Regions from separate parts of the Homo sapiens genome. Here region 2 is linked to region 1. The links are chromatin contacts, found by Hi-C or POLR2A ChIA-PET in ENCODE. All regions are on one chromosome and are shown on one strand. Each heading gives the region's core, a stretch centred on a gene start or an enhancer-like site at or near the end of the contact. The rest is flanking DNA. Distances are from core to core; before and after follow the strand shown.

Region 1 (6,751 bases), core at 1,331-3,830:
GCACTTTGGGAGGCCGAGGTGGGTGGATTACCTGAGGTCAGGAGTTTAAGACCAACCTGACCAACATGGTGAAACCCCGTCTCTATGAAAAATACAAAAATTAGCCAGGCATGGTGGTGGGCACCTGTAGTCCCAGCTACTCGGGAGGCTGAGACAAGAGAATTGCTTGAACCCAAGAGGCGGAGGTTGCAGTGAGCTGAGATCACGCCACTTCAGTCCAGCCTGGGCGATGGAACAAGACTCCATCTCAAAAAAAAAAAAAAAAAGGTCAGAAATGTGAAAGGAAAATCTCTTGGGCCCCTAAAATCACTAAGGAAAACTCAAGCTGGAAACTGCTTAGGGCAAACCTGCCTCCCATTCTATTCAAAGCCACTCCTCTGCTCACTGAGATAGATGCATATCTGATTTGCCTCCTTTGGAAAGGCTCATCAGAAACTCTAAAGAATGTAACCCTTTGTGTCTCACCTGTCTGTTACCTGAGTCTTCCTGCCTTTGCTTTAAGTTGCCCCGCCTTTCCAGACCAAACCAATGTACTTCTTACATATATTGATTGATGTCTCATGTCTCCCTAAATGTATAAAACTAAGCTGTCCTCCGACCACCTTGGGTACATGTCCTCAGGACTTCCTGAGGCTGCGTCATGGGTGTGTCCTCAACCTTGGCAAGATAAACTTTCTAAATTAACTGAGGCCTGTCTCAGATGTTCCAGGTTCACATGAGTAACTCCTCTGCATGTCTTCGGCATTCAACAGACACACACTGAATAGGAATTCCCTGCCTCCCTCCTGCGGGGCATGAAGCCAGATGCTAGGATTGCAGAGCTTTCATGGGTGGATGTGCATGGGACAAGTGTGAACACAGTTAGCAGGACAGAGCGGGAGAAGTATCCACCAATGGTTTGACCTGCCCTTAGTCACTTCTCCTGGAAATGACGGAGAGAAGCGTGTTAAGAATTGGGAGAGGGCTGGCCCCAGTGGCTCACGCCTGTAATCCCAGCACTTTGGGAGGCCAAGGTGGGTGGACTCTTTGAGCCCAGGAGTTTGAGACAAGCCTGGGCAACATGGTGAAACCCCCATTTCTACAAAAAATAAAAAAATCAGCTGGGCATGGTGGTGTGTGCCTGTGGTCCCAGCTACTCTGGAGGCTGAGGTGGGAGGATCACTTGAGCCCAGGTGGTGGAGAATGCAGTGAGCCATGATCACACCACTGCACTCCAGCCTGGGTGACTGGGTGACTGAGCAAGACCCTGTCTCTAAAAAAAATTGGGATAGGATATGAGCTCAGAGAGCTCAGAGCTGGGCTCCACAGGACATGGGAATGGGGTGGAGTCAAAAGGACCTGTGGAAGTTTTGGAATTGAAGAGGAAAAAAATGTTTTATCCTCTGAGGCTGACCAAAAGGAAATTGGCTGCAGAAATGTTTGTAGATTGTGGTGGGGGTAGGACGATGTTTGAGGTCACCTATAACAGCTTCAATTTTCTGGATGAAACGAAAGACCAGCTCATTCTTCCTAGAATGAGGGGTCTGGGGCTAAACCCAGGACCTGGCAAGGGCATTAGAGGTTTGAGATAGTGGCTAGGTGGCTGTCTTAGCCCATTTTGTGCTGCTATAAAACAGGATACCTGAGACTGGGTAATTTATAAAGATCAGAAATGCATTTCTCATTGTTAGGGAGGCTGGGAGGCCCAAGACAGAGGCACTGGCTTCTGGTGAGGGCTTTCTTGCTGTGTCCTCACTTGGCAGAAGAGTGGGAGAGAGTGAACCCCTTCCCACAAGCCCTTTGCATAGAGGCATCAATCCATTCATGGGGGTGGAGCCCACGTGACCTAAACACTTCCCAAAATGCCCCACCTCCCGACACTGTTGCATTGGGGATTAAGTTTCCAGCCCATGAATACGGGGGTACACATTCAGACCATAGCAGGATTACATCAGTTAGGGTTCCATCAGGGGACCAGCAGAAACACCAGTAATATGAAAAGAGAGAACTAAATACAAAGACTTGTTAACTACATATAATATTCACCAGGTAACTGAAGGTGTAAGGAATAAGTCTGAGATATCACAGAGGAAGCAGCTACCACCTCTCAGGCTGGGCAAACGGAGGGAAGCAGGTCCAATGATTAAAACCTTGAAACTTGGCCAAGTGTGGTGGCTCAGCCTGTAATCCCAGCACTCTGGGAGGCCGAGGTGGGGGATGATGGATCACTTGAGGTCAGGAGTTCGAGACCAGCCTGGCCAACATGGTGATACCTAATCTCTACTAAAAATACAAAAATTAGCAGGATGTGGCGGTGCATGCCTCTAATCCCAGCTACCTGGGAGGCTGAGGCAGGAGAATCGCTTGAATCTGGGAGGTGGAGGTTGCAGTGAGCCAAGATCATGCCACTGCACTCCAGCATGGGCAAAAAAAGTGAGACTCTGTCTCAAACAAAAACAAAAACAAAACCTTGAAACTTAGAGGAGTGGTCCCAGGGGACTGGGACCAGACCTCTGAGAAGGACGCGCTGGCCAGCTGGTGGCGGGCTGGGAGTGGTGAAACTGGCTCTGCTGGTGTTGCAAGCACTGGCATCTGGATTCAGCTGCTGCTGCAGAAAGCAGCTGCATTTGCTGGGTGGAGTGTCCCTGGGGTATTGCTCAAAGGGGCCCCAAGCAGCAAGGAGGTCACGAGCCCCTCCTTCTTCCTCAGCTTCCTGTAGCACCCCAAAATGGTAGAACCCAACTTGTGGTTTGCAGAGTCTCAGCCCAACATCACAAAGCCAAGCAGAGAAGCCTGGGTTTGGAGTGAGAGGCAATAACTTAGTAACTGTCATGGGGAACGCACAAAGCCATCCCTCACTGTATGAGTGACATTTAGGGACTGTGCAGGCACATGAGTCTGTATATTGGCTGAATTTCTTTCCTTTGCCTTCTGCAAATCATTTCGTATTCTCCTAGGCCCTTGCCATATTGGAGAAATATCAGAAAATCCTTAATGGGTCTCCTGGTTCAAAAGGAACTGACCAACGATTACAAGTGTCTATCAACAGATGAATAAATAAGCAAAATGCAGCAGAAACATACAATGGAATATTGGCCTTGAAAAGGAAGGAAATCCTGACCTGTGCTCTAACATGGAAGAACCTGGAAGATCATCTGCTAAGGGAAATACGCCAGTCTCAGAAGGACAAATACCGAGTGATTCCACTTATATGAGGTGCCCAGAATAGGCAGATGCCTGGAGAGGGGAAGGAGAGTGGTGGTTGCCAGGCCTGAAGGAGGAGGGAATGGGCAGTTGTTGTTCGGTGGGTCCAGAGCTTCAGTTCTGCAGGATGGAAAATGTTCCGCGGATGGTGGTGGTGGTGGCTGCACAACAGTGTGAATGCATTGAATGCGTGTGACTGCACACTGAGAAATGGCTAAGGCGGGACGTTTTACCTGATGTGGATTTGCCCACAGTCACATATTTTTAGAAAGGAACTAGGCTGGCTGCAGTTGCTCATGCCTGTAATCCCAGCACTTCGGGAGGCCAAGGCAGGTGGATCACTTGAGGTCCGGAGACAAGCCTGGCCAACATGGTGAAACCCTGTCTCTACTAAAAATACAAAAAATTAGTCGGGCATGGTGGTGCGTGCCTGTAGTTCCAGCTACTCAGGAGGCTGAGGCAGGAGAATCACTTGAACTTGGGAGGCAGAGATTGCAGTGAGCCAAGATTGCGCCACTGCACTCCAGCCTGGGTGACAGAGTGAGACTCCATCTCAAAAAAAAAAAAAAAAAAGAAAGAAGGAAAGAAAGAAAGAAGTAAGAGAAAAAGAAAAGAAAGAAAGAAAGAAAAAGAAAGAAAGAAAGAAAGAAAGAAAAAGAAAAAAGAAGAGAAGAGAAAAGAAAAGGAAAGAAAGGCAAGAAAAGGCCGGGCGCGGTGGCTCACGCCTGTAATCCCAGCACTTTGGGAGGCCGAGGCGGGCGGATCACGAGGTCAGGAGATCGAGACCATCCTGGTTAACACGGTGAAACCCCGTCTCTACTAAAAATACAAAAAACTAGCCGGGCGCGGTGGCGGGCGCCTGTAGTCCCAGCTACTCTGGGGCCTGAGGCAGGAGAATGGCGTGAACCCGGGAGGCAGAGCTTGCAGTGAGCCGAGATCGCGCCACTGCAGTCCGGCCTGGGTGAAAGAGCGAGAGTCTCAAAAAAAAAAAAAAAAAAAAAAAAGAAAGAAAGAAAAGGGAAGGGGGAAAGGGAAAGGGAAAAGGAAAGGAAAGAAAAGAAACTAGACAGAGGTTAGAGCTGGAGGACATGGGTGGGCGCCCTGAGCCTGATGTGTCACATGCCTTCATCCTCCCACCTTGGGTGAGCAGCATTTTCCAGGCTTTGCTTAGTGAGTTCTGATGTGCAACTGTCTTCGTCGGCCCTGCTGCACACCCACTACAGGTGTATATGAACAGGGACGGTCTGCCCCTCTGGTGGTCCCGGGAATAAAGAATTGATTCCAGCAGATGATAATATAACAGCTAATATGGAGTGTGTTCAGCATGCCAGGCACGTGTGTGATCCGCAGCACACCTGTGTTGTAGAGCCTGTTATCACCTCCATTTTACGATGAGAAACCTGAAGCTCAGAGGGGTTGTGTCCAGCCTCCGGTCACCCACCTGCCAAGTGCAGAAGCCGAGGTAGAACCGGGCTCTCCGTCCGGGATCTCGTGCCCTTCACCGCGGGACTCTACCTCCCCCTAGTGGACCATCTAGCCTTGCATGGTCTCACATCCAGTTTCTACACAGGTGGGATACCCAGCTGTCTCCACTCATGAGAGGTAACTTCGCATTCGCTGTTTGCTGTTCCACAAGCATGCCCCTTTCTCTTGCCCTAGCTCCACGCTGGCTGTGTTCCAACAAGTGGCAGCAGTGCTGAGTTTTGCTGCACACCCAGCGAGGCACCCCAGACTCTCACCTGCCAGGAGCACCCCTGCGGGCTTCAGAGGCTTGTGGCAGGATTACCAGGTGTTCCTTACCATGGTCCGTCAATTCCCGCAGAAGCAACCCTGGGAGATTTAAGAATCTTCTTAAGCTTCTGTGGCTGTGGAGATCCTTGGAATGGTAAAGAGACTTCCGGATTTCTTTCTATAGCCCAGCTATGTAAAGTACTTTGTGGAGTCAACTACCCTCCAGGTTTCTCCCTTGATCGGAGGGGTCTGCGTGGGATTCTGAATGGGGGAGGCATCCATTGAGAAGAGCCTTTTCCACACCATGCAGGCACCGTGGATGCCTCTGGGATTCTGGCAGGTGAATCTGGGTATCCTGGGTGATACTGATGGCTTTTGTTTTTTGATGCAGGATCCATCTGAGGTACACATATTGCGTTTAATTGTTATGTTTCCTTTTAAATTTTAACTTCTCTTTTCTTTTCTTTTTTTTTTAGATGGAGTTTCACTCTTGTCACCCAGGCTGGAGTGCAATGGCGTGATCTCGGCTCACCGCAACCTCTGCCTCCCGGATTCAAGTGATGCTCCTGCCTCAGCCTCCTGAGTAGCTGGGACTACAGGCACCCACCACACCCAGCTAGTTTTTGTATTATTAGTAGAGACAGGGTTTCACCATGTTGGCGAAGCTGGTCTTGAACTCCTGCCCTCAGGTGATCCTCCAGTCTCTCAGGGTTACATGTGTAGGTTTATTTTTTATTTTTTATGTTTTAATTTTTTTTGAGAGAGATTCGGGCTCTGTCGCCCAGGCTGCAGTGCAGTGGTGTGATCTCAGCTCACTGCAACCTCCACCTCCCAGGTTCAAGTGATTCTCCTGCCTCAGCCTCCTGAGTAGCTGGGACTTACAGGCACGTGCCACCATGCCCAGCTAATTTTTCGTATTTTTAATAGAGACATGATTTCACCATGTTAGCCAGGATGGTCTCGATCTCCTGACCTCGTTATCCATCTGCCTTGGGCTCCCAAAGTGCTGGGATTACAGGCGTGAGCCACTGCACCCAGCCTGTAGGTTTATTGTATAGGTAAACTTGTGTCATGGGATTTTGTTGTACAGATTCTTTTGTCACCCAGGTATTAATTACTCATTAATTATTTTTCTTTAGCCTCTTTTAATCTAGAATAGTACCCCCTTACTACTACCTTCTTGGGTTTTTTTGGTCACATGGAACTTTTGGGGTTCAGGTGAGTTTACTAGATTGTCCCCCGCTCCATGCTGAATTCGTATAATAGTTGCTTCATGTTTGGATTCAGATCAAATATACTTTGTAGGTGATGGTTTGTACTTCTCACTGCCTCATATCAGGAGGAACATAAAACCTGACCTGGGAATCACACAGTCAATAAATGCGTCTTAACAATATATTACGTTGTGTGGTGCGCTGAGTCCCCTGCTATACAATGAACACACAATGGGAGCCATTGATATGATTGGGACATGCAGAGATAATGAAAACCAAAGGGCAGGTTTGTGGGTTGGCAATAGGTGCACTTAACAGAAAATTCAACTCACAATAGTCCATCCAAATACAAGTCAGGAGGCAGGCAGCCCAGAGCTGATGCAACAGCTCCACCTAATTCAGGATCTTGCTCTCTTTCACTCTGCCATCACTGGGGTGTGGCCTTGGGTCTCATGAATCCAAGATGGCTTCTGCCCCCCAGACATTGGGACCCCTTCCAGGCAGGGAGGAGGAAAGGGGCATGCCAACTGCCCTGATCTCCTTTTAAGAAGCTTTCCTGGGGTGGCACCCAATGATTCTACTCACACCTCATTGGTTGGAACTGAGTCACATGCTGAACCCAA
Region 2 (6,751 bases), core at 2,912-5,411, 160 kb before region 1:
AAATAAATGGTGGTGGTCTTCTTACTGATAAAGAGTGAAACATGCTAATTCTGCAAGAGAGACAGGACCTAAGCTCCATAAGAAAAAGGACTGGGGGCTATCTTTTTTACACCTGTGTCCTCAATGTCCAGCTCTAGGCCTACCATATAATAAGCACTAAGTACTTATTTGTTGAAAAGTAAATGAAAATAAACTTTTCTCCTGGTATTACATTCCAATACAACTGCACCCTGTACGGTACTCGTGCATGCACACAAATACGGCAGATAATTTCCAGTGGTGGTTTAACAAAAGAGTTCTCTACGTGGTGATTTATCATACTTATGTGAAGAAAACTGAGACACAGCTGAGTGAAGAAGTTCAGCAGGAGGCTAAGTGCTCAGGTTTGGGTGTACCCATGTGCGGACCCTAGAAGAGAACTTAGGAAGCTTAGGAAAAAATCAAGAGTCTGGTCTGTGCTGCCCAGCAGACCACTCAACGTAAAAGCCCAGCAAGAGCCCAGGGGCTGGTGTCCTGCTCTGGACTTCAGATCTGTTAGTGAGACCATCCTATGAAAGTGGAGGAGTCTGACAGCAGTGTAGACAGCCATAAAGGCCTGTGCCACTTCACAGGCGCCTGGTGGGAATGCACGCTCCAGCAGGGCAGGGGTTTGGGTCTGTCTCATTCCCTGAGGCCTGGGTACAACCTGGCAGATCCCGTGATGTTCCAAGTATCTGGGGGGAAAGACACCGTGCGGAGTTTACAGCAAGGCAGGAAAGGAGAACCACAATGGGGGTCCGTAGAATCCTGGAGCGAGGGCGTGCGCAAACAGCCAAGAATCCCACTTGCATAAACTGCTGCTGCACCATGAAGTGCCTGTCTGTAGGCCACAAAGTGAGCATGTGGTCAGCAGTGGAGACCCACCAAGTTACCAAGCCAGGTGGGCCGACAGAAACCCATCATCAGATGGACACGGGCATCTGGGCTCAGCATAGGTGGGGCTGCAGGGCATGGGTGAGCTGCAGAAGCAGGCATGCCAGACCACCCTGGCAGCCACCTCTGCTGCACCACAGCCTCTTCCCAGCTAACACCGACTACCACAGCTGGTGGGCCCCTCATGACCAAGTGACAGAGGGGAAAACAGCCAAATGGACAGGCTGGCTCAGGACATGAGTGGCAGCTGAAAGAAACGGCTGCATGATGGCTCAATCTTGAAAGACAGCGATCAGGGGAACCCCCTATGGGCAGAGCCTGGGCAGCACATTTGGTCATCAACTCTGTGTGAAGAGAAGTGGCCTGAGGCAATTACACGTGTGGATCTGCTGGGCATGGCAGATCACCTGGTTGGTCGGTCAGGGGACTGGAAGGGAGGGAACAAGGAGGATCCAGCTAAAGGAACAGCATCAAGTGTCTTGCAGGTCGTGCCCACCACGGGCATCCACCACAGAAAAGGCACCAAATGGAAGGTGGACAGAATGACTGTGGCTCCATCACCAGATAACCCAGCGCTGGCACACGAATGGATGGCCATGGTGGTAGCACAGAGGAATGTGTGGGTCCCCCTCACCTAGGCCGACCTATCTCCTGCCACTATGGAGCATCCAACCTGGCATCCACAGAGACTGTGTGTGCCTGATAACTACCGTCTGCAAGCAGAACAGTCACTCAGCGCCGAGACTATGCTGGGCCCTTTCCACTCTGCAGTGTTATGGAACACACTGTCTCCCACCCCTTGCCCCTGCCCCAAATTCACACGCTGAAGCCCTAACCCTACGATGTGACTGTATTTAAAGGTAGGAACTTTAAGGAGGTAATTAAGGTTCAAAGAGGTCGTACGCATGGGACTTACCCAACAGGACTGGTCCCCATTTTGGGACAACTCAGAAGGGCTCTCCCAGCTTCACTGTGCTCCATAAGACCAGCGAGGCTTTTGCTGGAACTGCAGCTGCTCCCTCTGTCCCATCTTGCTGCCTTCGCCAGCCCGCCCCCATAGATACTGATGCTGACGGTGTTCTCTCATAAACTCTTTGTATAAAAATCTTCCTGGGGAGGCCAATCTGAGAAATGCAACTTCTCTGGTTTGCTTATGAGGACAAATTCAAAGCTCTCCAATGGAGAATCTCCTCCCAGGATTCCAAAGGTATCTCAGACAACATATTTCCCCCAAATCTGCTCTTTTGATATTGGTGAAATGGAACTATCAGTCATCTATCTAAGATTATCTAGGCCAGAAACATCAGAACCATCCCCTACTTCTTTCTCTCCCTCATAAGCTCTGTGCCTCTACCTTTATACTCAATCACTACTCAGTTTTTCTGACCTTGATCATTCTGATTTCTCATACCTTTCGCTCTTCTCTCAGTTTCCTTGAAGGATTTACCTCCTGCTAAATACGAGGCTTCATCTGTAGCCTGTGTTCATCTTGGATGTAGCTCTTCTCTTACAGAACTTACTACTTCTTTGCTTTCGGCTCTCAGCTCTCATCCCTACAGAGGTGACTCCATCACCTATATATATATGTAGCTTCCACATTTCCAAGACAGAGATGTCCATCCTCCAGCTTTAAATACACCATGGGCATCTTTATGGCATGTTCCAGAGTCACTCAAATTCAAGCACATCTTTAAGAAACAACTTTTGCTTCTCTATTTCTCTTGTAGACTCTGCCCCTAATAAGCTGCCCCCTTCCTCCCCCCCCCTGATATAAACTCTGGGACCTGCATCTCCAATGGGACTCTAAGGACCTCAAACCTGATTTCACTTCTCCAAACCATCGTGAGATCTGCAGACCTACTTCTTGCATCCAATGCTAGTGGAAGACAGAGAGATGGCAGAGGTAACTGTACGGTTTACAACTACCCCAGGGGTAAAGAAGGTGGAGGCGAAAAATGGGGAGCCCTGTGGGCTGGCTCACAGAAGTGTCCAAGAAAGATCAGGCCTGAGGTTTTAGCCTGATGTGCACTAACCCTCCTTCTCTCACTGCCCATGGAAGACAAATGTAGTATCAGATTGTTTGGATGCAGAATTTGTAGACAAATGTGCAATAATTTCTGATTATTGATAGCAAGGTTGAGAAAACACAGCATTTTTTTTTATCTACTCCTTGGTTGTTCCACTGAAAATCTTCTTGCCTTCATATTCTCTTCATTTCAACCAAGGAAAATCAAGAAATTTTACATTTGTTCTTCACTCCATAGCATATGATTAGCATTTTAACAGGAAGACACTGTGGCTTTTACAAGATTATAAAAACAGATAAATAGCACATCTTGTTAACTAGGTTGGTGTTTCTCTAAGAAGTCATGCTTATCTAATATAGGTGGAACAAGAATGTCCAGTTTGACCAATCTTTCAGCTGCAATTTATTTTTTACCTTTTTAAAAAACTAAGAATGGCCACTAACAGAGACCTACAATCTCTTTGGAAATGTCAAAATCCACTTGCAAGGCACTGGAATAAAATGTAGTCTCTATCTCACATGCAATCACAGAGGAAAGATTTGCTTGGGCCACTGAGAATTTCTAAATTTTTAGTGATTATTATCACTTTTACCTGCTGCTGTCTCTGTCGCCTCCCTTGTGCAAACTGAGAGAACATCAGCTGCCGGTCCAGCAGCTCCATTCTCTGCTGTCTCTGGATGTCCAGCGTGGCTCCCATCCCAATTCTGGCTTCGCTGGTGGGTTCTGAAGAAGAGAAGATGGGTTCAAGTGTCCAAGAAAAGAATTTTGCCATCCAGCTGGGGATGCAGAGCACCTGATGCACCTGGAACATTTTGCTGTCGTAGCACAGACCGGACATCTAGAAGAAAAACGTCCAATGTGATTGTTTAAATGTAGTATTATTTTAAAAAATGTACACGACTCAAAAATCAGCAGCCTCCAGACACTGCACACGGTATTTTTCTTAGTCATAGCAGTGTTAGGCAATAAGCAAAATCCTCTACCACACTGCAGAACACTAAGCAGTGCAAATCAACACAAAATTGAACTTAGTAAAACAAAATTGTTTTTTATTGAATTAGAAGAGCTAGCAAAATTCTAATCATTTAGTATTCAAAGTTCTGGTAAAAGATTGTCAAGACACTGTCTTCATTTTTTAAAAAGCCGTAAAAGATCTGATTATTGAAACACTTTCACACTGTACTGACTCTGCGGTTACCTTTGTTGGCAGATGGCCATCACAGAGACACCAGCAGAAAACAACTGCCATGTCTCAGCTGACCCAGTCACACGATCAATTTATCAGAGAATAAACACAATCTAAAATCTTGGTTTTTATTTACATAGTGTTTTAATCAGTTTTTCAACTACTGATTTTTCTAGACATTTAAAATCCTCACCAATATTAGTTCCATTTATAAACCAACCTTGTCTTCATCTTGAAGGTCATTTATAATGTATGGTTACAGAAGTCTCAAGGCTTCCTATGATTTTCTAGTTAAAAATGACTATGGCTATTCCTTTGTAAAAAAAAAAAAATCTTGATGTGAATTTGATTCTTAGGATTAGAAGATCAGATTAGAACATATTTGACAACTTTCTAATATGAGAAAAGTATACTTCAATGTTTAAAAATAAAATTTAAATTGATGAATTGGCAAGAATTCTTTGAGACTGTGCTACACACCAGGCACTGTTCTGGGAACTTAGAATACAGCAAAGAACAAGATAAGCAAGGCCCCACTCTCACAGGGCTTATAGCAGTCAATGTGGAGAACAGGCAGTAATCAAGTCAACACATAAAACTATTTCTGGCAAGTTCTGGGAAGGAAATAAAGTGACATGGGGCACGAACCTACTCTGGGGGCAGCGGGGGACATCAGGAGAGCCCTCAGAGAAAGTGATACTTGAGCGAAGATCTTAAGGATGATGCGGTGCCCGTGACTTGATGAACTGGGGAAATAACATTTTGGGCAGAGAAAGCAGCAGATGCTGCGCAGCCCGAGCTTGGGAGTGTCTATTAGATATCTTGGGGGGCTACTGAGTGGGCAGGTGGCTATGTAATTCTAGAACTCAAGGAAAAGGTCGAGATAAGGATTTCAGAGTCACTGGATATGATATGACATTTAGGGTAACAGGACTAGAGGAGATAAAATGGGGGGGAGGAGGAGACACAGCAGAAGAGAGAACAGGACTAAGGACTGAATCCAGGAGTGCACAAATATTCTATGGACAGACAGAGTAGGAAACGCCAGTAAGGAAATCTGAGACAGGGCTGCCAGTGAAGAGAAGGGAAATAGAGTTTAGTTATCACTGAAGCTAAGAAGTGTTTTAAAATAGGGATGGTCAGCTATATCTAATGCAGCTGATAAGTAAGACAGAACTAGCCACTGGATGTTGCAAATGGAGGTGTTTGATAAACAAGGTGTTTACAAGAACAGTTTTGGTACCAAAGACAGACTGTAGTAGGCTGAAGAGTGAATGGTGGACAACTTCTGGTTTCAAATAATTTCTGTGCCCCTTTACTCAAAAATAGTACAAGACAAAGAAAATGAAAACAGAAACAAACTCCAAGGTCCATGAAACCAGAAACTAATCCTGAACCATGCTAACAAAATAGAAAGCTTATCAAGTGATTATAAACCACTCTGCATATAAGCAGCATATAAGTCCAAATGCCTGCAGAGAGTCCTGTGGGACTCAGAAAAGCACAGGGACTAGAGCAAGCTTGTTCAACCTGAGGCCTGTGGGCCACATGTGGCCCAGGACAGCTTTCAATGTGGTCCAACACAAATTCATAAACTTTCTTAAAACATTACAAGGTTGGGCGCAGTGGCTCACACCTGTCATCCCTGCACTTTGGGAGGCCAAGGCGGGCGGATCACAAGAGGTCAGGAGTTTGAGACCAGCCTGGCCAACATGGTAAAAACCCGTCTCTACTAAAAATACAAAAATTAGCCGGGCGTGGTGGCACACACCTGTGGTCCCAGCTACTCAGGAGGCTGAAGCACAAGAATCGCTTGAACCTGGGTGGTGGAGGTTACAGTAAGTCGAGATTGTGCCGCTGCACTCCAGCCTGGGCGACACAGTGAGACTCTGTCTCAAAAAAAAAAAAAAAAAAAAAAAAAAAAGAAAAAAAGAAAAAAAGTTAGGAGATTTTTTTGCAATTTTTTTAAAGCTCATCAGCTATCTTCAGTGTTAGTGTATATTATGTGTGGCCCAAGACAATTCTTCTTCCAATGTGTCACAGAAGAGTTCAAAAGACTAGATACCCCTGGACTAGAGGGTCTAGGCCCTGTGGAAGGAGGAGAGAAGTAGAGGGTTACTTAAGTCTGGGTAAGAGGCACCCCAGTTCCTCCTCATGCTCCATGTACCCTTTCTCCCCTCCACAGAGAGAAGGGAAAAGCTGTGTAGGGCATGAACCAAGGAGGGTCCATGTGGGTTGGGAAGGCCAAGGCCTCTGCACAGGCAGATTATGTGCATCTCATGCGGCTGTCAGCATAGGGGTTCCAGAAGAAGACAACAGAGGGAATATGGGGGAAAGGATATTATATTTAAAGAGATAAACAGCTGAGAGTTTTCTAGAATAAAGAAAGAATATAAATCCTTAGGATGAAAGGGCAAGAGTCCCTAAAAGAATGCTAAAACGAAATTTACATCTAGATCCACTGTGGTGAAACAAAAGAAAGAAATCCTTAAAAGCAACCAGGGATAAAATACAGACTGTTTAGAAAGAAAAAATAAACTGTTAGCAAATAACAGCAAGAAAAACTGTAAGATAATTGGGAATAAATAAATAATATATATATAAGGCCTTGACAGAAAAAAAAGAA

The links. Hi-C counts contacts between places; a loop is a spot of excess contacts on that map. ChIA-PET counts read pairs that join two places held with the same protein, here RNA polymerase II (POLR2A). Pooled maps may share reads with other maps.
Region 2: a loop to region 1 is called in a pooled map, with 2.1 times the contacts of the local background. The contact joins two enhancer-like sites. A Hi-C loop is called at or near these places in 6 of 50 pooled maps. POLR2A ChIA-PET finds 5 or more read pairs at or near these places in 2 of 52 experiments (T-cell and naive thymus-derived CD8-positive, alpha-beta T cell).

The regions. Positions count from the first base shown.
Region 1 is chr13:99,174,703-99,181,453 of GRCh38, reverse strand. No RefSeq gene overlaps it. Among named protein-coding and RNA genes, the nearest start is that of UBAC2-AS1, 23 kb to the left of the region's middle. RefSeq lists enhancers at 1, 4,379-4,468. Within about 2 kb of position 2,580, at least 3 of the 41 ENCODE cell types and tissues checked have a DNase peak (open chromatin) inside an H3K27ac peak, as active enhancers do.
Region 2 is chr13:99,337,346-99,344,096 of GRCh38, reverse strand. It overlaps UBAC2 (UBA domain containing 2), which reads right to left. Exons shown (of 9, transcript NM_001144072.2): 7 at 3,532-3,777. Among named protein-coding and RNA genes, the nearest start is that of FKSG29, 11 kb to the left of the region's middle. RefSeq lists enhancers at 522-1,022, 1,023-1,523. Within about 2 kb of position 4,161, at least 5 of the 41 ENCODE cell types and tissues checked have a DNase peak (open chromatin) inside an H3K27ac peak, as active enhancers do.